Linked DNA regions of Homo sapiens: region 2 is linked to region 1. Evidence: chromatin loops called from intact Hi-C (ENCODE). Cell type or tissue: endothelial cell of umbilical vein. All regions are shown on one strand. Each heading gives the region's core, and the rest is flanking DNA. Links, peaks and the distances in the headings are about the cores only. Region 1 has its middle 61 kb from the start of PTCH1. Region 2 has its middle 120 kb from the start of PTCH1.

Region 1 (10,668 bases), core at 958-8,957:
TAGCGGGTCCGCAGAGGAGGCTGCTCTAGGGAAGAGTGTGCAAACGGAGTGTCCACACGGAGAAGCCACAACAGAGAGGCCGGGCTGCAGGCCCTGCTCCCATTCCCACGTGTGGTGCACGGTCTCTGTGGACTTCCAGGTCCTCACAGTTCCACAAGATCCCTTCTCCTTCTAAGAAGGTGGCTGAACCCCCTCATGAAAGCAAGCAATTCTTAGGTGTGAAGGGCCCAGTAGAGCCATGCAGATAACCCTCCCGGCAGACAGCAGTGTCCACAGAAACCTTCTTCCTCCCTCTTCTCCTCACTCCCTCCCCACCCCTCAGGGACTGGCCTCCGTGTGAGCTCCATGACTCCATAGCACATGGGATATTCCCCAAAACAGCTCCTTTAACAAGGCCTAGGAGGATTCGTGGAAATGAGGGCATTAGGTCCTTCCCTAAGGCTCATGCGAGGGCAATAAAAGTGGGAAAAACTATCTCAATTAGGAAAAAGTGGGAGATTCAGTGAGAGCTGATGCAAGAGACTGTGGGAATGCAGAGGACAGCCTGGGGGCGGTGCCATGGTCTGTGGGACTCAGAGGACAGCCTGGGGGTGGTGCCATCATCTGTGGGACACAGGAGAGAGCCTGGGGGCAGTACCTTCGTCTGTGGGATGCAGAGGACAGCCTGGGGGTGGTGCCATCGTCTGTGGGGACGCAGAGGACAGCTTGGGGGCTGTGCCATCGTCTGTGGGACGCAGAGGACAGCCTGGGGGCGGTGCCATCGTCTGTGGGACGCAGAGGACAGCCTGGGGGTGGTGCCATCGTCTGTGGGATGCAGAGGACAGCCTGGGGGCGGTGCCATCGTCTGTGGGACACAGAGGACAGCCTGGGGGCGGTGGCATCGTCTGCGGGACGCAGAGGACAGCCTGGGGGCGGTGGCATCGTCTGTGGGATGCAGAGGACAGCCTGGGGGCGGTGCCATCATCTGTGGGGATGCCGAGGACAGCCTGAGGGTGGTGCCATCGTCTGTGGGACGCAGAGGACAGCCTGGGGGTGGTGCCATCGTCTGTGGGATGCAGAGGACAGCCTGGGGGCGGTGGCATCGTCTGTGGGATGCAGAGGACAGCCTGGGGGTAGTGCCATTGTTGTGGGATGCAGAAGACAGCCTGGGGGCTGTGCCATCGTCTGTGGGGTGCAGAGGATAGCCTGGGGGCGGTGCCATCATCTGTGGGGATGCCGAGGACAGCCTGAGGGTGGTGCCATTGTCTGTGGGACGCAGAGGACAGCCTGGGGTGGTGCCATCGTCTGTGGAGATGCAGGGGACAGCCTGGGGCGGTGCCATCGTCTGTGGGGACGCGGAGGACAGCCTGGGGGGCGGTGCCATCATCTGTGGGGACTCGGAGGACAGCCTGGGGGTAGTGCCATCGTCCGTGGGGATGAGAAGAGATGGAACCTGAGGGTAGGAGGTGGACAGAGAAAGAGAAGCAGGAAGGCACCAAAAACCAGCTTGGCCTACATGGGAATCTGCTTACAGCAGGTCTCTCCACTCCTTCCTTCTTTGAGAGAGATGAGGAAACCATGGTTAACTTTGGAGCAAGGCACAATGTAAGAACTAGGTGGTAGAGAATTATGTGCGCACTCAGCCAATGCTTTGAGCCTGCATTAGGTATTTCTATCAGGAAATCTTCAAAGTCTCTGAAAACAGAGACATTACTCCTCAAAACAGGAAAACACCCATTTGGAAATGTTTGTGGGAAGCAGCTGGGATGGAAAAGTTCAATGATTTATCCAAATAAAACCAGAAAAATCTGTCCCTTTTAGACTGGATTCAGAGAAGAGTATCCGCATAATTCATCGTCTCAAGCTGGACACTGTTGAGAGTGAGATGGGGCGCGGGTGGTGCTTACACATTGACCAGGATGTCCCAGGCAGCAATGCAGGAGTTCAGGAGCCTGGGGCTCGTTCTGCTTTACCTGCGGGAAGGTGTGTCTGGCTGGCAAGTGGAGGTCTGAGATCTGAACGTAAACAACACTGGTAATTGTCACATTCCTCCTTGGTAGATGTCGAATACTGGGAAATGCCCTAGGCTCAGAACTTCAAGATCCAGATCAAATCCAGCCCTACCCCTTCCTGACTGAGAGACCCTGAGCAGATCTCACCTCAATCCACCAATTCCCTCTTCTGTAAAATATGGGTGATTCACCCCATTCACGAGGTTGTGTGTGTGAAAGCACCTTGTAGACTCTTGTTGAACAAATGCACAGTATCATTATTATTTGACCATTCACTGGGAAATTTGGACACTCCAAAGCATAAAAAGCTTAGACACAATACAGGAGTTCTTAAAAGCTCTGAAGAGAATTGCACCTGTTTCCATTCTGGCCTCAGCATGCATGGATTCTTTCTTCTGGAAGCACGTCCTATGACAGCCCAGGCCCTTGAGCTTTCAGCTCCTTTCTCATTGGAGAGGAAGAGCAGCTCAACCTCTAAGGGAAGAGGCATGTATACCCCCGACTGCCTGACACCAGGCAGCGTCACCGAAACAGACCGGCGGCAGGAGCAGCTTGCGTTCAGCAATGGGATGCCTCCGTGGCCAGCTTGTGGGTAACATGGAAAAACTTACAGGACATGAGAAGAAGGAGACGGGGGTTTTCCGCTGTAAGGGAAGACCACACACATAGTCCCATGAGGACTGTGCCCTGGACCATCTTCAAAACCATGGAAGCCGCGCTCTCTCCAGCCATGCGTAGGCCTGGTTTAATTAAATGTGGGCCATGAACGGGCTGGCAACGGCGACGCAGAGACGCTGTCCGTGTCTGCGGGAGAAACGTCCCGCAGCTCCGTGTCCCTGATAAGATGGTCCATGTGGAGAGCAACCTGAATGCCTGGCAGATGGTTCCATCTGTTTTTCCATCATTTTGAATTTAGCAGGAAACCCTCAAGATGTGTTTTGACACAAGTGTGCTGCTTCCCTTCCCCAAGTTTGGAAATGGCTGTGTTTGGAGGCTAATTAAATCCAGATGCTTCTGATTCATTTACACTTAACTCATCAAAATGTTTTGTAATCGCCATTTGAAGTCCAAGGCGCCTCTCTTGAGCCTTTTTTTTCTGAAAACCAGGAAGTTTTGATTTGCCAGCCAACAGCAGTGTTCATGTACCAAAAGGTTCAAATGCGGTTCAAGACAAGATCCTAGACCCAAGAGATCATAATGGCTGGAATTGTCCTAAAGCATCATTGTCAAATGTGGGGTGTGACCAGGCACGGTGGCTCACGCCTATAATCTCACCACTTAGGGAGGCTGAGGCAGGCGGAACACTTGAAGTCAAGAGTTCAAGACCAACCTGGCCAACATGGTGAAACCATCTCAACTGAAAATACAAAAATTAGCCAGGTGTGGTGGCACATGCATGTAGTCCCAGCTACTCAGGAGGCTGAGGCATGAGAATTGCTTGAATCCAGGAGGCGGAGGTTGCGGTGAGCCTGGATCATGCCACTGCACTCCAGCCTGGGCACAGAGCAAGACTGCATCCCCTCTCCTGGTCCTCCTCCTCCCTCTCCTCCTCCCTCTCCTCCTCCCTCTCCTCCTCCCTCTCCTCCTCCCCCCTCCTCCGCCCTCTCCTCCCTCACCATCTCCCCCTCCTCCCTCTCCTCCTCCTCCCTCCCCTCCCCTCCTCTTCCTCCCTCCCTTCCCTCTGCTCCTCTTCCTCCCTCTCCTCCTCCCCCTCTCCTCCTCCCCCTCTCCTCCTCCTCCCCCCTCTCCTCCTCCTCCTTCTCTTCCCTCTCCTCCTCCTCCTCCTGGGATGGGTTTGCATAAAGTGTCCTTAGCCTGGAAACTGCCATGGGGGCTTTCAGCTCTTGGGTGCCATAAAAAACAGTTACTTTGAAATATTTGGTGGCCAAAGAGAAATCCAAGTCATTAGGGAAAATTATAACCAAAATGACAGCAAAATTCTCTCATCTGGAAGGGCTTTGAGTCCAGGTCGTCAGTCAGACATTGCTCCCATTCCTTGGGCTTTTATGAGACTGTGGAAGAGCGAATGTATGTGGACGGTTCCAGAGCATTCTAGCAATTATCATTTTAACCCTTGCAGAGCACACTAATTCCGGGCCGGTTGCCCATTTGTTCTTCTATGAACCAGGCCCTGTTCTAAGCCCTTTGCAGTACATGATTCAGAAGGCCTGATTGTCTTCTCATTTGCCGGCAGGAAATCTAAGGCACAGAGAGGTTAAGTAAGTAGCCCAAGGCTTCCCAGCCTGGGAGGTTGTAGAGGCCAGATTCAAACCAGGCCGTTAGTCTGACTGGAACTGGAGAAACTTCCTCGCTCGACCATCAGGCCACGATGCCGCTCCGCATGGAGATCTAGGTAAGTGGAGGCGCGCACCCCAGCTTATTAGAGCCAAGACACGCAGATGTTTTCACCTACTAAAACTCTACCCTCAGCCATAGCATGGACCCTTCACTTAGCCCAAACAAAGCCTGAGAGGAGACCAAGGCCCGGCAGGCTGCGTTCTTTCACTCCTTCCTTTCTCTCTCCGCTGTGTGAATGAATTGGAAAACTCCCGCACCACACTTTATCTGCAGGGTAGCAAACAAATGTAAGGGTGCAAGGAGGCAGCTTGTTCCTGGGACTCTCCTGGCAGCTCCCAGGAGCAACTGAAAACCCGCAGGTGATCCCAGCCTCCAGCGTTGGCACTAGAGGAGCGCCAGCATCTTACAAACGCTCTTCCATGAGGGAGGTGAGCTCACTTCCTGAGGAAGTGGCTGCAGGGGGTGTCTGTAGGGGCCAGCCAGGCCTGGCTTGAAAGCATCTGAAACAGCCTGCGGTGTAATCGAGCATGAGTATTGGTTCAAACACATGATGCATATTTGTCCACTTGGTTATTAGTTATTCACGCGATCGTCCTTAGCCCGTGAACTGCCATGGGGGCTTTCAGCTCTTGGATGCGGTAAAAAACCAGTTGCTTTGAAATATTTGGTGGCCAAAGAGAAATCCAAGTCATTAGGGAAAATTATAACCAAAATGACAGCAAAATTCTCTCATCTGGAAGGGCTTTGAGTCCAGGTCGTCAGTCAGACATTGCCCCCATTCCTTGGGCTTTTATGAGACTGGAAGAGCGAATGTGGACGGTTCCAGAGCATTCTAGCAATTATCGTTTTAACAAACAGGGCTCTTTTCTAATACTCACATTCCTTTCGCATGGCCTCACGAAAACACAAACATTCACTCCATCCGCAAAAAAATGCAGGCGCTCTGGGAGGAAAGAGCCACCCGCTCAGCCCCTTCGCCGGGCTGCAGCCACAGGAGATTGTATCTGCTCCCGGTTTCCCGTGCGGACTGTGTCTGACTCCGCTGAGAAAAGATACCGCAGCCCTGGGTGGCCACTGCCACGGCCAGGCGAGAGATCCGGAGCGCTGGGGACCCTCCATGCAGGAGGCCGGGCTACGGTGGTCAGAGTCGGCCCTGCAGATGGGGCTTTCCCTCCAGCATCTTCATTTTGGAGAGGAAGGAGAGGGCTCCCTGAACCCTGTTTTGAGGACTGCACTGATACAGTTCATACAGTTCTTTCATTTTCGTCTGATTTTCTTGGGTCTGATCTGTTACCAATCTCAAAGGGAAACAGAGTAAGATTTTGGACTCAGCCACTGCAATTAACCTCATAACCTACCCACACGTCCAGAAGTGTTATGAACGTATATGTCAACATGAATTCACCTCTACAGGTCCATTTTAGCTGGGGGGGGGGGGGGGAGGGTGTCAAGTAAAATCAATTGGCAACCTATATTGATGAGCTATTTTCAAAACATTATTATCTGAGAGAAATGAAAGTCAGATCCAAGAACGTGACATGCTCTCTCCGAAAGCAACATCAGGGATTTTCACCTTCTATAGTAGGAGTTTCTCACTCTTCCTGACACAATCAGGTAAATTATTATGTGATTTTAAAATGTTTTTAAAGAAAGGGAAAACAGCAATACCTAGAGACACTCTCCCCCACAAGGAGAGTATTTTGCAGATTCGCTGGATGTTCAGTGTCCTTGTGTGCCCAGAGTTGGTTCCTGCCAGTGGGTTCATGGTCTCCTGACTACAAGAATGAAGCCAGGACCTTCGCAGTGATTGTTACAGCTTTTATTCATTCACTCATTCATTCATTCATTCATTCATTTTTTAGACGGAGTTTCGCTCAGTCGCCAGGCTGGAGCGCAGTGGCGCGATCTTGGCTCACTGCAACCTCCACCCTTGGGGTTCCAGCGATTCTCCTGCCTCAGCCTCCCGAGTAGCTGGGATTACAGGCGCGCACCACTGCGCCCAGCTAATTTCTGTACTTTTAGTGGAGACAGGGTTTCACCATGTTGGCCAGGATGGTCTCACTCTCCTGACCTCGTGATCCACACGCCTCTGGCTCCCAAAGTGCTGGGATTACAGGCTTGAGCCAAGGCGCTCAGCCATGTTACAGCTCTTGCACAGACCCAAAGAGTGAGCAGTAGCACGGTTTGTTGTGAAGAGCGAAAGGAGAAAGCTCCCACAGCCTGGAAGGACATTGGAGTGGCTTGCCGTCAGTGGCTGGGGCTGGCCAGCTTTTATTCCCTTATTGTCCCGGCCGATGTTCTGTATCTGTCCTATCAGAGTGCCCTTTCTTCAATCCTCCCTGCGATTGGCTACTTTTAGAATCCTGCTGATTGGTGCATTTTACAGAGTGCTGACTGGTGCGTTTTACAGAGCGCTGATTGGTGCGTTTTACAGAGCACTGATTGGTGTGTTTTACAGAGCACTGATTGGTGCGTTTTACAATCCTCTTGTAAGACAGGAAAGTTCCCTAAGTCCCCACTCGACCCAGGAAGTCCAGCTGGCCTCACCTCTCACTTGCACAGCACTCCACATAGAGAGAGAAAGGCTGTTCACTCAGCTCGCTGTGCATTATCCACTCGGAATAATTGTTCTAGGAGTGGGGAGATGCAGTGAGTCCGGGAAGGAAGGTCTCTCACCCCTTCACTCCCAGGGTGACCTCCCTGTTCCCAAGAGAGGGCCAGCGCCAGGAGCAATGATGTCCATACACACCCCACACAACACCACAGACACCCAACACAACAGACGCCACACACCAGTACATGCCCCCCACACCTCATAGACTCATACTACACACATCACACATCTTGCACACATTACACACACACCACACAACAGACACACAACACACAACACACACCACCACATGACCCCCACATGCCCCATAGACCATGCATCCTACACACATCACACACACACCACACGCACTGCACACACTACACCTGCACCACACAACAGACACACACCACACAACAGACACACACCACACAACAGACACTACCACATGCCCCCCACACTCCTCATAGACCACACATAATACACATATCACACACACCACACACCCTCCACACACTACACATACACCACACAACAGACACACTGCACAACAGATGCCACAACCACCACATGCCCCCCACACGCCCCATAGACCACACATCACACACACACTACACACACCGCATACATACACATCACACACCACACACACACTACATCTACAATACACACACACCACATAGACCACACATACCATACACATTAAACACACACCACCCAACACCTCCCACACACCTCATATATGCCACACACTATCCCATACCATATGCACACCACATGTGCCACACATACACATACACCACACATACACAGCACACACACACCACACAAACCACCCACCACCCTGTACCCTACACGCACCACATATACCACACATACCACATACCATGCATACACACTGCATGCACTACACATACACACAACACACATCACACACACACCACCCAACACCGCTCACACACCACACATACACACTACACACACACGTCACACACCCATACCATACACACACTACATACACCACACATACACACTACGCACCCACACCCTGTACACACCATAGATGCTACACATACACACCACACAAATACACAAACACACCTGCGAGTGCTGACTTCCCAGGCAGTGAGCCCACTGTGCTGATCTGTGGTCAGTATCTGAAGGGCAAACAAGGGCTTCAACTAGCACCGGGCCTAATTTCGGAGGCCATTATGCAACTGCGTAGCCAAGTGTAACAACATCCTGTGCTACTTCCAAGAGCACAATGGCCGGTCCCCCTCTGTGAGAAGGGGGACCAGGAGGTGGGAAGACGTTGTGAGGCACTAATTTTACCAAAACAAAGTGGAGGCATTCCATATTCTGGAAAGTGTGATTGGCGCTGATTGTGTGAGTGTGAAAAGGAGCGTAAACCTCAGCACTAAATGAGCGCTCTTATTGTTTGGGGCATTTTTTAAAGCAAGTAATAATTTTTTTAAGTAAACTGTGATTTACAATTTTTCTGAGAACAACCCAAATTTCCATCACTAAGGGCGGTGTATACTAGAAAGCTCTTAAATAGAATGAGGCTGATCTGTGATGTGGCCCTGGAAATGGTCACTAAGACGTAGGGTCCACCGGGGAGAAAGACTAAGTGAAGAACCGTGCACAGAGTATGCCATTTACATGAAAAGAGAACTTTATTCCACGGCTATAAACACGTGTGTGAATGCAGAGAAAAAAGACTTGCAGGATCCAAACCTGAGGATCGTTATCTCCCAGGAAGAAAGTTGGATTGTCCTGCAGAGAGAAGCAAGCAGCAAAGAGGCTTTTCCCATTTCACTCTATATGTTTCCAATCTACTTAAATCTCTGAGAATGGAAAATACATTTGGGTATCAATTGCATAACTTTAAAAAGCAACAGAAAAACAGAAAGGGACGTGCTTGCTTTGGCAGCACATATACTTAAAAAACAAAAAACCCAGAAAGTTGGGGGAAGAAGTTGGATTCATACCCATAAATGAGAAGTATAATTTGTTTAAACGGCCGGGCGCGGTGGCTCACGCCTGTAATCTCAGCACTTTGGGAGGCCAAGGCGGGCGGATCACTTGAAGTCAGGAGTTCGAGGCCAGCCTGGCCAACATAGTGAAACTCCGTCTCTACTAAAAATACAAAAATTAGCCAGGCATGATGGCACACACCTATAATCTCAGCTATTCAGGAGGCTGAGGCAGGAGAATCGCTTGAACCCAGGAGGCAGAGGTTGCAGTGAGCCGAGATTGTGCCACTGCACTTCAGCCTGGACAACAGAGCAAAAACCTGTCTCAAAAAAAAAAAAAGAAGAAGAAGAAGTATAATTTGTTTAAATGCATGCCTAAATTGGCAGGACACCCTGGGTTTGGCGGCTCTTTTAAAGCTGAAGACACTTGCTAGATTGCTAGTAGAATACAAAGAGGCTTATAAAACACCAAAGAGGCTTATAAAGCATCTTCAGTGTGCTGCAGGCCCCTAACCCACTGCACAGCAGAGGACCTCCTGGGACTTGCAGGCAACAGGTGTCACCGCAGGCAGAGAGGTCACCAGTGTGAGTCTGGAACCAGAGTCCAGCTTCCAACCTGCATCGGCCACATGCCTGCTGTATGGTCTGGGCCATTCGCTTCACCTCTTTAATGGAGTTAAAAATAGTACCTACCTCAGTCATCAAAGAGTGACTGAAGCCAGGTGCAGAGGGTCATCTCCGTAATCCCAGCACTTTGGGAGGCAGGCAGATCTCTTGAGTCTAGGAGTTTGAGACCAGCCAGGGCAGCATAGTGAGACCTCATATCTACAAAAAAAAAAAAAGCCTGGTGTGGTGGCACCCACCTGTAGTCTCAGCTGCTCAGGAGGCTGAGATGGGAGGATCACTTGAGCCTAGGGAATTGGCGTGCAGTGAGCTGAGATCACATCACTGCACTCCAGCCTGGGTGACAGAGCCAGACCTTGTCTCAAAAGAAAAAAAAAAGTGAGCTAAAAACATGGGAAGTGCTTAAGCACTTCGTGGGACAATTTCTAATTGTTCTAGAAATATTGGCTATTATTATTGAAGCACCACTAGGGATTCCTAACCGAATGCATAACATCACCCCAAATCCAGAATGCAGGAGAAGTTTCCACTAGCCAGAGTCAGGTTTCAAGGCCCCACACTCGGCACTGGGCAAGTATTTGTTAAGCACTGTCAGTGTGTCCACCTCGGAGGGCTCTGCCAAGGAGTGGAGCCGGAGCCTCTCCAGGACCCTCATTCAGGGACATTAGCAGCCAGTACCAAAAAGAGATAAGGATGCACTGCCCAGGCCCAGCACTGGCTGCCCTGGGAGTGGATAAATGTGGGGCTCAGGGCGTCCAGTCCTGTCCTGGGGAGAGGGCAATCAGGTCAAGCTTCTCAGTAGAAGCAACATCTAAGTGTGGAAAAGGCAAGAGGAATGAGAATCTGTCCCAGATAGAACTCAGGAGCAAAAGCGTAGTGGTGAGAGGGACCGTGGCACACACCCAGCCATGCAGGCGCTGCAGGTGGACTTGGAGAAAGGAGTGTGGGCAGACAGGCCCACGAAGTAACAAATAAAAGACGGTTCACACCTAATAAATTATCTGTCACACCACATACCCTACAATAGCAGAGCTCCCTGCTGGGCTGAACGTGGGGCCTGGATAGCTGCACCATCAATGGAAAAAGTGTGCACGGACGCTGGGGCATTTCCAGCAGCAGCCAAAGGGCACTCCTGGGCTGGGAGATATGGAGGAAATTCCATGCCCACAGAAATCCCTTGGAAAAT
Region 2 (10,668 bases), core at 963-8,962, 57 kb before region 1:
ACCTGCAGCACCATCAGGCATCATTAAGGAGCATGCCGGCTGCTTTTTCCAATGGCGTTTGTGATGCTGAAGGACTCTTCTCTATGCAGATTCACCCCCGCCCCCCGCCTTTTTTTCTAATAGATTTCTTTTTACGTAACATCTATTTACATTTCATAGAAGCATTCCATGGCCCATACTAGGGGAAGCACACACTGGCTTAGGTGCTGCTGGTGATAACAAATGCAAGACCACCTCTTCCGTCAGAGATCTTACACTCCCATTTCCAAGACAGGATCAACTCACACCAAACTAGAGAACAAAGTAAGGAGAGTCCCTTCTAGCCAAAAGGTGCTCTGTGCAAACTAACAGGAAAATGGGGACATGTCCCTTACTCCAGGGGCATTTAGCCCCACACCAGGGCACACTGCTGTGAGCAGAGAGCATGGACTAGACTTTTGTCCCAGCTCATCCTCTTGGCCAGATGCCTTGTGCAGTGAGCAGCTTACACAACCTTACATGAAAATAAGACCCAATAAATTAAATATAACCCCATTTCAGTAAGTTTATTACCAATAGTTGAAAAAAGGACAAGAAGGGCATAGTTATCAAAGAACATTCCACAGCTAAATCTCCAGGTGCCCCAGCCTCACTGCAACTTCCCCTAGACTCTGCCTTCCTTCCGTTTTGCACGCATTGTCTGTGTTTCTGTCTCAAAGCCCAATTCCCCTCCCTCTCGCTGACTCGAAGACCTCTCATCTTCAGTTGACCCTTCTTTCAAGCCCCAGCAGTCTCCTCTTTCTATCAAATCATTCCAATCAATTAACAAATGCTGAGATGGCTCTCAGCTTAAAAAACAAACATTTTGACCGCATCTTTTCCAACTCTTGCCCCAATTCTCTCCACTCCCTTTCTTGGTGAAGCTCCTCAAAGAAGATGTCTGTACGGGCCATCTCCCTTCCCTGCCCCTAATCTGGGGGTGCCTCTGCAAGCCTGGCACAGACTTGGTCCCCCCAACCAGCTTAGGATACAGTGGTACCTGGCACTTACTGCACCAGGCTTGGCCTTTGGGGCATCAGTGACAACGGAGACAGAAGTACTCCCAGCTTATCCTCCTGACACATGACCATCATAACGCATGAATTCCCTGAAGCAATGAGACTCCCGTGATTCTATTTCTCTTGCTCTTCCCTTGTATTCAAGTGTCTGTCATCACCAGTCCATCACGGTCTTCAGTGCTCTTCAGCAACTTGCGAAGCATAGAAGTTCCCTAGGTCAAGGCTTACAGACTCAAATCCTTCCAGAGTCCAAGCAACAGTATGAATAGGGAGACCCACCGGGACTGAGAAATCCCAGATGAAGAGGAGTGACATGGAGGCTTAGTGCAGGGGAGCCATAGGGAGGGGTGGGGCCATTGCCAACTTGAAGGCAACAAGCCCTGCCCTGTCTGAAGGGGCAGCTCCTGCTGAGTTCAGGCCAACTGTTGCTTTGCTGGAATATGGGCTTATTGCTGTTCCAAACTCTAATTTTTCAAGAGAAGGTGGAAATCTGGCTTTTTATGTGAAATCTCCAGGTATTTAAAAGTTGGCTACTAATTCATACTTTCTTCAAAATACTGTGTGGACCAACAAACCAGAGGCCAATCAAAATACATATGGGCACCAGGGCTGGCAACAGGCCTTCAGGGTGCTACCTTGGCCTGATGTTTTCATCCTGAGTTCAACCTCCCTTTGATTATTTCTCCCAAGTTCCCCACAATTTTATTATTTCCTTTTCGTTCGCTCCAGCTCTCTTCTTGGGTCTTAGACATGGAACCAGGAGATAGATGGACAGAAAAAAATGTTCTTCCCCACATACTGAACTTAGAGATTCATTACTGATTCACATTGTAATTATGAGTCAAGAAGACTTTTTTCTCAACTTCTTTCTTATATTTCTATTCTAAATCAGAGCACAAAGAATAAACTTCCAGGGTCACCCACCAGATGACAGAGCCACCCAATGGGAATCACCCACATCATTTGTGAGCTCAAAGCCCCAAGCATACGTCTGACCAGAAAATTAAAAGGCAAATGGGACAAGCACTGAGCCAGAGGAACCAAAGACTGAGCTCTCTCCTCATTTAACACAGGGATCTCCAATGAGAATGCCTTCCACGCTTGTTACTCCTAAGAGTGATGGTTGCTAAGGCCAGGGGTGGGCCTGGGGACTGTGTGGTGCTGAGCTGTCAGCAAGGCCATTCTTACCTGCATTCACCTGCATTTCAGAAGCCTGGAAATTAGCAGAACTCCAGCGTTGCTCAGCAGAAGCTTATCCTTCTGCATCAAAGTAGTAGCTGAAAGAGCTGCCATCTTAGGTTAAGATGTTTAGCCTGCCTAAAACAGTGTATTTCTGAGGAAGAGTACATGTCACTCATTTATACTTCCTTTTTACCTTAGTATTGTGTATGTTTCAGACCTTTCCTAAGGGATATGTGTAGAAGAGAAGTTTCTCCAGGAGTCGAGAGGGGGATTCGCTGAAGAGCTTGGACACTGAGGCGCTACAGAGCATGCCGTGCTCACCAATGTCCATGGGCTCCTTCCACGGTTAGGTGGGTGGCATGATGGTTGTAGCCAAGGGCATCGCACTTCTGATTCAGGTGGTTAAGAACCTGGTGCTCCTTTTACTCTTTCTCTTCTGTCCACATGACTAGAAGTACCTGAGCCAACTCAGATCACAAAGCCACACCATGATCCCTGAGTCACTGCTTGGAGGACCACTGCCATGGAGCCACCCCGTTCTCGACAGACTTTGCACACCTGAGAAACACACTTGTATTCAGTTATTGGAATTTGAGGACTATTTGTTATAACAGCTAGCATGAATTACTATAACTAATACAAAAGAGAAACTGGAAAGGGTGGTCAAAATGTATCCACAGTCCTTTCCACAGCCGCTGGGCTGAGCTACAGGAAGTGGAAGCTGTGGTTATTCCACCCCTGTAACTGCTGTCCCCAGGTCCTGAGATAATGTCCACCTGTTCTTTGAGATAATGTCACCCAGATCTCCAGATCTTAAGGACCCATCTGGAATGTGGCCCCCTCCACTGTAGAACCCACATGGTTGCCACGGTTTTGCCTCATCGCGGGCACATTAACAGGTAAGGCCTGCGCGATTTTGCTGAGGAAAATGCAGCTCCCTTCAAGGTTGCCTGTGAGCTTAGGCAGTGAAAAGTTGTCTTAATAGAAAAAGTAGACCAGGTAGGACAGAGGAAGATTTGTGCCTGATTGCAAGAAAGCCACCCTATCTGCCATGGGTGAAGAAGGAGGGGAGAGCGATGACTTTACCTCTTCCGCTTGTTTTGCTAAATTGGTTTGACAGAGTTTCAGCAACAGCTTCAACTCCAGAGAAGCTACTCCAGAATGGCAAATTTGGTTTTCAGGCTCCAGTTATAGAGGCATGACCCCTGATCATCCAGATAGACAGAGAGAACCTTAACTTGGTTAAATAGATACTGTAAAGGATATAGATTAAACTGGCTTCCATCAAAAAATGTCCATCTTCTTTGCCCCCTAAAAGAAAGAAACAAAATAAATAAATAATAAGAAGACAAGGGCCAGGCATGATGGCTCATGCTGGTAATTCCAACATTTTGGGAGGCTGAGGCAGGAGGATCACTTGAGCCCAGGAGTTTGAGACCAGCCTGGGCAACATAGCAAGACCACATCTCCACAAAAATAAAAATAAAAACAAAAATTAGCTGGATGTGGTGGTGCATGCCTCTAGTCTCAGCTGCTCAGAAAGCTGAGGCAGGAGGATCACGTGAGTCTAGAAATTTGACACTACAGTGAGCTATAATCGCGCCACTGTACTTCAGACTGGATGACAGAGTAAGACCCTGTCTCTCAAAAAAAGTTTTTTTTTCAAAGACAAGGAAGGAGCAGAGGAGGAGAAAGAAGAGATGAATGACCCTCCTTATTTGACACAAATGCAGAAAGATACACAGTTGACCATTGAGCACTGTCGGAGTTATGAGTGGTGATCCCTTGAGCCGCCAAAAATTCACACAGAACTTTCAACTCCTTAAAAACCTAACTACTAATAGCCTACTTTTGACTGGAAACCAAGAAGATAAGCAGTTGATTGACACATATTTTGTATGTCTTATGTATTACATACTGTATTCTTACAATAAAGTAAACTAGAGAAAATAAAATGTTACTAAGAAAATCATAAGGAAGAGAAAATACATTTACTAGTCTATAAGTGAAAGCAGACCATCCTAAAGACCTCATTGTCTTCATGTGGAGTAGGACGAGGAGGACGAGGAGGAGGAGGGGTTAGCCTCGCTCTCTCTGGGGGCAGAGATGGAAGGAAAACCATGTACAAGTGGACTCGCGCAGTTCAAACCCGCGTTGCTCAAGAGCCACCTGCATGTTTTGCGATCCCAGGATCCAGTTTCCATTATCTGGAAAGAGTTCTAGCACTTCTGAGTCCCATTGTCCCTTGCTCAGGCAGCATTTGTGGATTAATTTCTCATCCTCAGCATGATGATGTTGGGTGCCCTGTGGTTTGACCCCTCAGCTCACCCATTCAGGTGGGAAGAACTTTTCTTTCTGCTTATTTAGCACAGGCGGGTAGGAAACTAACATCAGTCTTTTTCAGGTGGCCACTGCCCCCGGCCAGAGTGAACAGGACCAGGGACTCTCTGGGGGGTCTGGCAGGAACCATGGCTGTGGCTGAGGAAGCACTCTGGTATGTATCAAGTGCAGCGTGTGTCCTGACTCGTGAGGCTGCCCCAGATCCAATGCATAAAAGGGAGAATCCAGTTGGCCCCACTGTAGTAACATGCCTACCGCTTGGCCAGGGAGAGCAGGGCGCCTTGATTGACAGTCTACCATGCGGGTGAGCTAATTCCCTGGAATGCACAGGACGGGGATGAGGTCATTTCCTGGAAAGGAAATGGGGTGCTATTAGCATGAACGGGGAGCAGCAAAAACAACAAATGTCCATTCTACCTCCTTTCTAAGTTCATAGATTTGATTTTAGCCCAAGACTCCTGGAGACTGATGCTTTCATTCAAAGGCTTGGCATCCATGGAAAGGTGGAAAAGCATGCCCTGGTTGGGTGGTAAAGAGAGAACACCACTCCATGCAGCGTCCTGACACTGGAAACTGATGACTGACCTGGATGCTCATTTCCTCCTGTGAAATTATTCCTCTCCTATTTCAGAAATGAGGAAGGTGGGGCAAAGATGAGAAAACTGCCCAACATCATCAGCTAAGCAGAAACCCGCCATGCGTCCGAGATCTCTGTCTTAAGGCTCAACCTCCCGACCCCAAGCATCCCTCTCGGTCAACTTCCCCTGCTGACAGGAGGGTCCTGGGGGGCTGAGGGCCTCACCACCACTGGAACCATTTCTGAAAGCACGCATCCTCCTGGGGTAGGGGCATGGGGCGTGGCTGTAGGCTTGACTTGAGGCTGACTGTTCCTGTCAAGGCTGGGGAGGGAGGGGACCAGGAAGGGGGTCAGGAACGGGAAGGAACACAACGTGACAGATTTCAAAAGGTGACAATATTTTCCTGAAAATATAGTGTCTATGTGCAGTAGGTTTCGATATAACTAACCTTCTCTCTTGAGTTTGAGCTGGGAATTGATTTTTTTTTTTTTTTTACAGGAAAAGGAAATGCATGGGTGTGGAGCTGCCAGCAGCGAGGGAAGTTCCCAGGCGACTTGTCATGATGCAATTTATAGACCCAAGTCTCAGAAAGGCTGTGGCGGGCTGAGGAGAGGGTGTGATTTGCTGACAGTGGAGCCTGGCACCTGGCACCCATCCACGCCGCTGAGCTCAGCATGCACGTGTGTCGCCGGGACACGACGGCATCAGGGCCATTGAAGTGAAAAGGGCAGAAGGCAAATGCACTCATCCAGAGCGGACATAAAAAAGGAACCCGGAAAGCAACAGAGAGGGGAAGGGGAGCTGGCTCCAGGGTGAGGGGCCTCCCACGACCTCTCCGAGACCTGACTTGCCGCAGCTAATTGAACCTGCCCTCCGCTCCTGAAACACACATAGCATGGATGCTGGCAAGGTCTTCCTGCCCAAGAGAAGAACGTCCCTTTCGCTGTCAGTCCAGCTCTTCTGGGAAGTGGACAAATGGACCTCAAGGGACAGAATCAAATAACTTGACTCCCACCCTGTCCCCGAGGCTTTCCCCAGAGCCACAGAGACCAGAGGAAGCGGCTGGAAGACTCTGCGAGAGCCCATTAGGCAGCAAGTCCTGACAGTCCACATGGCGTCCCGGCCTAGGGCCGCAGCGGTGTTTACAGAGCCCGGGGGCCCTGCCAGAGCTAACATGCCACACGCTCGGCCCATCTGGGCAGGCTGGAAAAAGTCAACCATTTTCCTCTGGATCCCGATGGCTGTGGCTCAAAACATTCCGCACAGCTACATTTGCTTCCCTCCCCTCACATCTCTTCAGAAAACCCACACATCTGTATACACACTTGAAAATAAATAAGCATAAATGCAGAATCCACACTGAAGGTGGGGGGCAGGACAGGCCTCGGGGGCTCCTCTCTGCACGGACCCTGCCTGAAGCTGCTCTCCTGCCCCAGGACAGCCCACCCCGGGCAGGCTCCAACTGCAGCATTTTCTAGAAGTGTGAGAACTCTTACCAACGTGCTACCTGGCTCTGTGGCTCCCCAGTCAACACAAACACAATTTTGAGGTCTGCAGTTCAAATTTGCTTCCCCTACAAGCTTCTGAGCTGGGTTCATAGGGCAAAAAGGCCCGAGTTTCTTTTCAAGTCAATTGGAAACCCTCCAAGCCAAGACCCGTCCCCATACACCAACTTTACCAAGGTTTTCCTTCTCACTAACACAACAAAAGATAAAGCCTCTGCTCTGCTCTTTTTGAGCTTATTCTTGTCCATTTTTCAAACTCGGCCTCGTTGTTTTGATCCTCTTGGATCCTGGGGATTGAAAGTGCCACCTGATTTCTGGAAGCCTGGGGGTGCACGGGTGGTCCTGTCCTCTTAGCATGCTGTGGGGCAAGGGAAGGCAGTTGGGGTTTGAAGCCAGGCTAATTCAGGGTGCCGCTGAACAACAGCCACCACAGAGAAAGCAGAGAGCCATGCACACACACTCGCCAGGGGCCAGCAAAGGGTGCTGCCATCTGCAGCTGCATTGTTGACCGTCACATAGCTGCTTCTCACACTTGGGTGTCTACAAAATGGCCACGATATCAGTTGCTATGGTAATGGGCATCCTGGTGAGTGTGCCAGGAGCCAGCCTTTTGCCCCTAAAACCTCAGCCTCCAGTAGGCAACTGGCTGGGCCCTCCTCTGACTGGCAGACATCTTTCTCCTGTCGAAGTGCAGCTCCCAGCACCTCCTCTGCAAAGCTCCCTCACCCCGGTACATCCAATCACCCCTCAGGATTTGAAAACCCATTTTCTCCCTCACAGTTTTAAGATGACATTTTTAAAAACTTTTATTGTGAGTTTAAATAGTTGCAGAGAATGTCATTTCCTTACTATTGTAAATATTAGCATTTTAAAATAAAACCATTACATCACTCTTTTAAACTCTGCCAATGGAACTAAGTAGCGGAGCAATTCTGTACCCACAATGACCAATTTTTAAAATACATGAAAAGTCTTCTTTATTTGCTTCTTGTTCCATTTTCTCCTTGAACTCATATTTCCATTCCATTTACTCCTCGTACTTCTTAGCAATTGTCATTTGCTAAGGAATATCTTAGCAATTGTCATGTTTGAAAGTTATTTTCATAAATGACCATCATTATCATTCTATTCTGACACAAAAATGCACATACACTAAAATTTTAATTTCAGTATCATTGTAAGACTGTAAGGTTTAAACAGCTTTTTCTAGACCAAGTTTATAATTTCAATAATCATCAGAATACAATTGATCAAAACAACATAGCTCTATAATGTGTTTAAATAAATAATCAAAAAGGTGTTTTTTTCAATCAGCTGATATACTCACAGAAGAAAATTACTTATTGCTAAAATGAAATGGGGTCCAAAATTAATTCTATTTCTATTTCACATTTTTAGAAAAACATTGTGAGAAACTTTGTTCTCCTCAAAAACAAGAGATCAATGAAAGGAGTTTTATGATGTCAAAAATTACATTATAAACTATTATCAAAAATTAGTAATGACCTGTCACCTGACAAATCAACTTGGTCCCCCTTCAATTTTGTCAAAAGAAAAGAAATGGAAACCATGAGACATGAAAATGTATTTGTTACCCAGTCATTTGTCATTCACTGTCTTGATTCTGGGAAATACACCAAAAAGACTGCCCCCAAACTTCTCAGATGACTGCTAATTATACCTGCTACTCATTTACTTAGAGATTCCTTGTTAACATGGAAAAGGTTAGGAAAATTAAAATACTAGTCATTTTAACACAACTTTGCCAATACAATTTTTTTTTTTGCCTTTCAAATTGAGATGTAATTCACATACCAGAAAGATCACTCTTTTAAAGTGTGCAATTTAGTGGGTTTTAGTATCTTCAGAAAGTTGTGCAGCCATCACCACTGTCTAATTCCAGGACATTTGCATCTCCCCAGCAAGAAATTTCATACCTATTAGCAGCTACTCTTCATTCCCCGCTCCACCCTCACGATTTTCAATGAAGTTATTTTATCTCATCATATGCTTTAAGTACATTTTCATCCAAATCATGGCATTTTAGGTGCAGCTCATTCAGTTCATGGAAATGCCTGCCATGTAACCTATTTGGCAAAGCAGTCCATTCATCAAGACAGCAGCCAAGCCAGATCTAGCTTCAGTTAGGAAAAAACTGACTTCAATTTCAAAGCAATGTGTTAATATGCATCCCTTCCCAACCATCTTACTTCTGAATTCTAATTCTGAGATGAGAGATTGATGTACAAGGCGTATTGCATACCTCAGGTTTTATTCCAGACCACCGCAATAAAACAAATATCACAAACATCACAATAAAGTGAGTCACACATTGTTTTGGTTTCCTAGTGCTATAAAAGTTATGTTTACACTACACTGTAGTCCATTAAGTGTGCAATAGAGTTATGTTTTTTAAAGATGTACATGCCGTAATTCAAAAATATTTTATTGCTAAAAAAATGCTAATGATCATCTGAGCGTTAAGTGAGTCACAGTCTTTTTGCTGGTAGAGGGCCTTGCCTTGATGTTGATAGCTGCTGACTGATCAGGGTGGTGGCAGCTGAAGGCTGGGGTGACTGTGGCAATGTCTTAAAATAAGACAACAGTGAAGTCTGCCACATCAATTGACTCTCCGTTTCACAAAAGATTTCTCTGTAGCAGGTGATGCTGTTTGATAGCATTTGACCCACAGTAGACCTTCTTTCAAAATTGGAGTAAATCCTCTCAAACCCTGCAGTGCTTTATCAACTAAGATTATGGAATATTCTAAATCTTTTGTTGTCATTCAACAATGTTCACAGCAGCTTCACCAGGATCAGAGTCCATCTCACTTTCTTTGCTCATCCATGAGAATCAACTCCTCATACACTAAAGTTTTATCATGAGATTGCAGCAATTCAGTCACACTTTTGGACTCCACTTCTAATTTTAGTTTTCTTGCTATTTTCACCATATCTGCAGTGACTTCCTCCTCTGAAATGTTGGCCCCTCAGAGTCATCCATAAGGGTTGGAATCCAGTTCTTCTAAACTCCTGTTAATATTGATACTTTGACCCCTTCCATAAATCACAAATGTTCTTAATGGCATCTACTATGGTGAATCCTTTCTAGAAGGCTGTCAATGTACTTTGCCCAGATCCATTAGAGGAATCACTAAGTATGGTAGCTAAGGCCTTATGAAATGTATTTCTTAAATACTGAGTCTTGAAAGTCAAAGTGACTGCTTGATCCATGAGCTGCTGAATGGATGTTGTGTTCACAGGCATGAAAACAATGTTGATCTCCTTGCACATCTCTGTTGGAGCTCTTGGGTGACCAGGTACATTAACAATGAGCAGTAATATTTGGAAAAGAATCTTTGTTTCTGAGCAGTAGTTCTCAATAGTGGGCTTAAAATCTTCAGTAAACCATGTTGTGAACAGATGTGCTGTCATCCTGGCTTTGTTGTTCCATTTATAGAACACAGGCAGTGGATTTAGCCCAGTCCTTTTTTTTTTTTTTTTTTTTGAGAGGGAGTCTTGCTCTGTCACCCAGGCAGGAGTGCAGTGGCATGATCTCGGCTCACTGCAACCTCTGCCTCCCGGGTTCTAGTGATTTTCCTGCCTCAGCCTCCCAAGTAGCTGGGACTACAGGTGCACACCACCACAACCAGCTAATTTTTGTGTTTTTCAGTAGAGATGGGGTTTCACCATATTGGGCAGGCTGGTCTCGAACTCCTGACCTTGTGATCTGCCCACCTGAGCCTCCCAAAGTGCTGGGATTACAGGCGTGAGCCACTGTGCCCGGCTCCTAATTCTTAAGGGCCCTGGGATCTTCAAAATGGTAAATGAACATTGGCTTCAACTTATAGTCACCAGCTGCATTAGCCTCTAACAAGAGAGTCAGCCTGTCCTTTGAAGCCAGGCACTGACTTCTCTTCTCTAGCTATGAAAGTCCTAGGTAGCATCTTCTTTGCATTTAAGGCTGTTTTACCTACACTGAAAATCTGTTGATTGGTGTGGCCACCTTCATCTTAGCTAGATCTTC

The links. Peaks named below come from ENCODE experiments on the same cell type or tissue, not always from the same donor. Only the 100,000 strongest peaks of a DNase experiment are listed, where the experiment ranks them.
Region 2: it touches region 1 in a loop (5-fold over the local background); 2 of 110 quality-filtered maps call a loop at or near these places.

Annotation. Positions count from the first base shown.
Region 1 is chr9:95,564,938-95,575,605 of GRCh38, reverse strand. No RefSeq gene overlaps it. Among named protein-coding and RNA genes, the nearest start is that of PTCH1, 61 kb to the right of the region's middle. RefSeq lists enhancers at 1,837-2,006, 10,188-10,668. In endothelial cell of umbilical vein, for the core only: no CTCF peak of the experiment used is centred there; DNase peaks (open chromatin) are centred at 4,785 and 5,215; H3K4me3 peaks cover 295 bases; H3K27ac peaks cover 1,358 bases; H3K27me3 peaks cover 328 bases.
Region 2 is chr9:95,622,145-95,632,812 of GRCh38, reverse strand. No RefSeq gene overlaps it. Among named protein-coding and RNA genes, the nearest start is that of PTCH1, 120 kb to the right of the region's middle. RefSeq lists enhancers at 4,732-5,026, 4,499-5,698, 5,551-6,230. In endothelial cell of umbilical vein, for the core only: no CTCF peak of the experiment used is centred there; DNase peaks (open chromatin) are centred at 4,892 and 5,712; H3K27ac peaks cover 1,637 bases.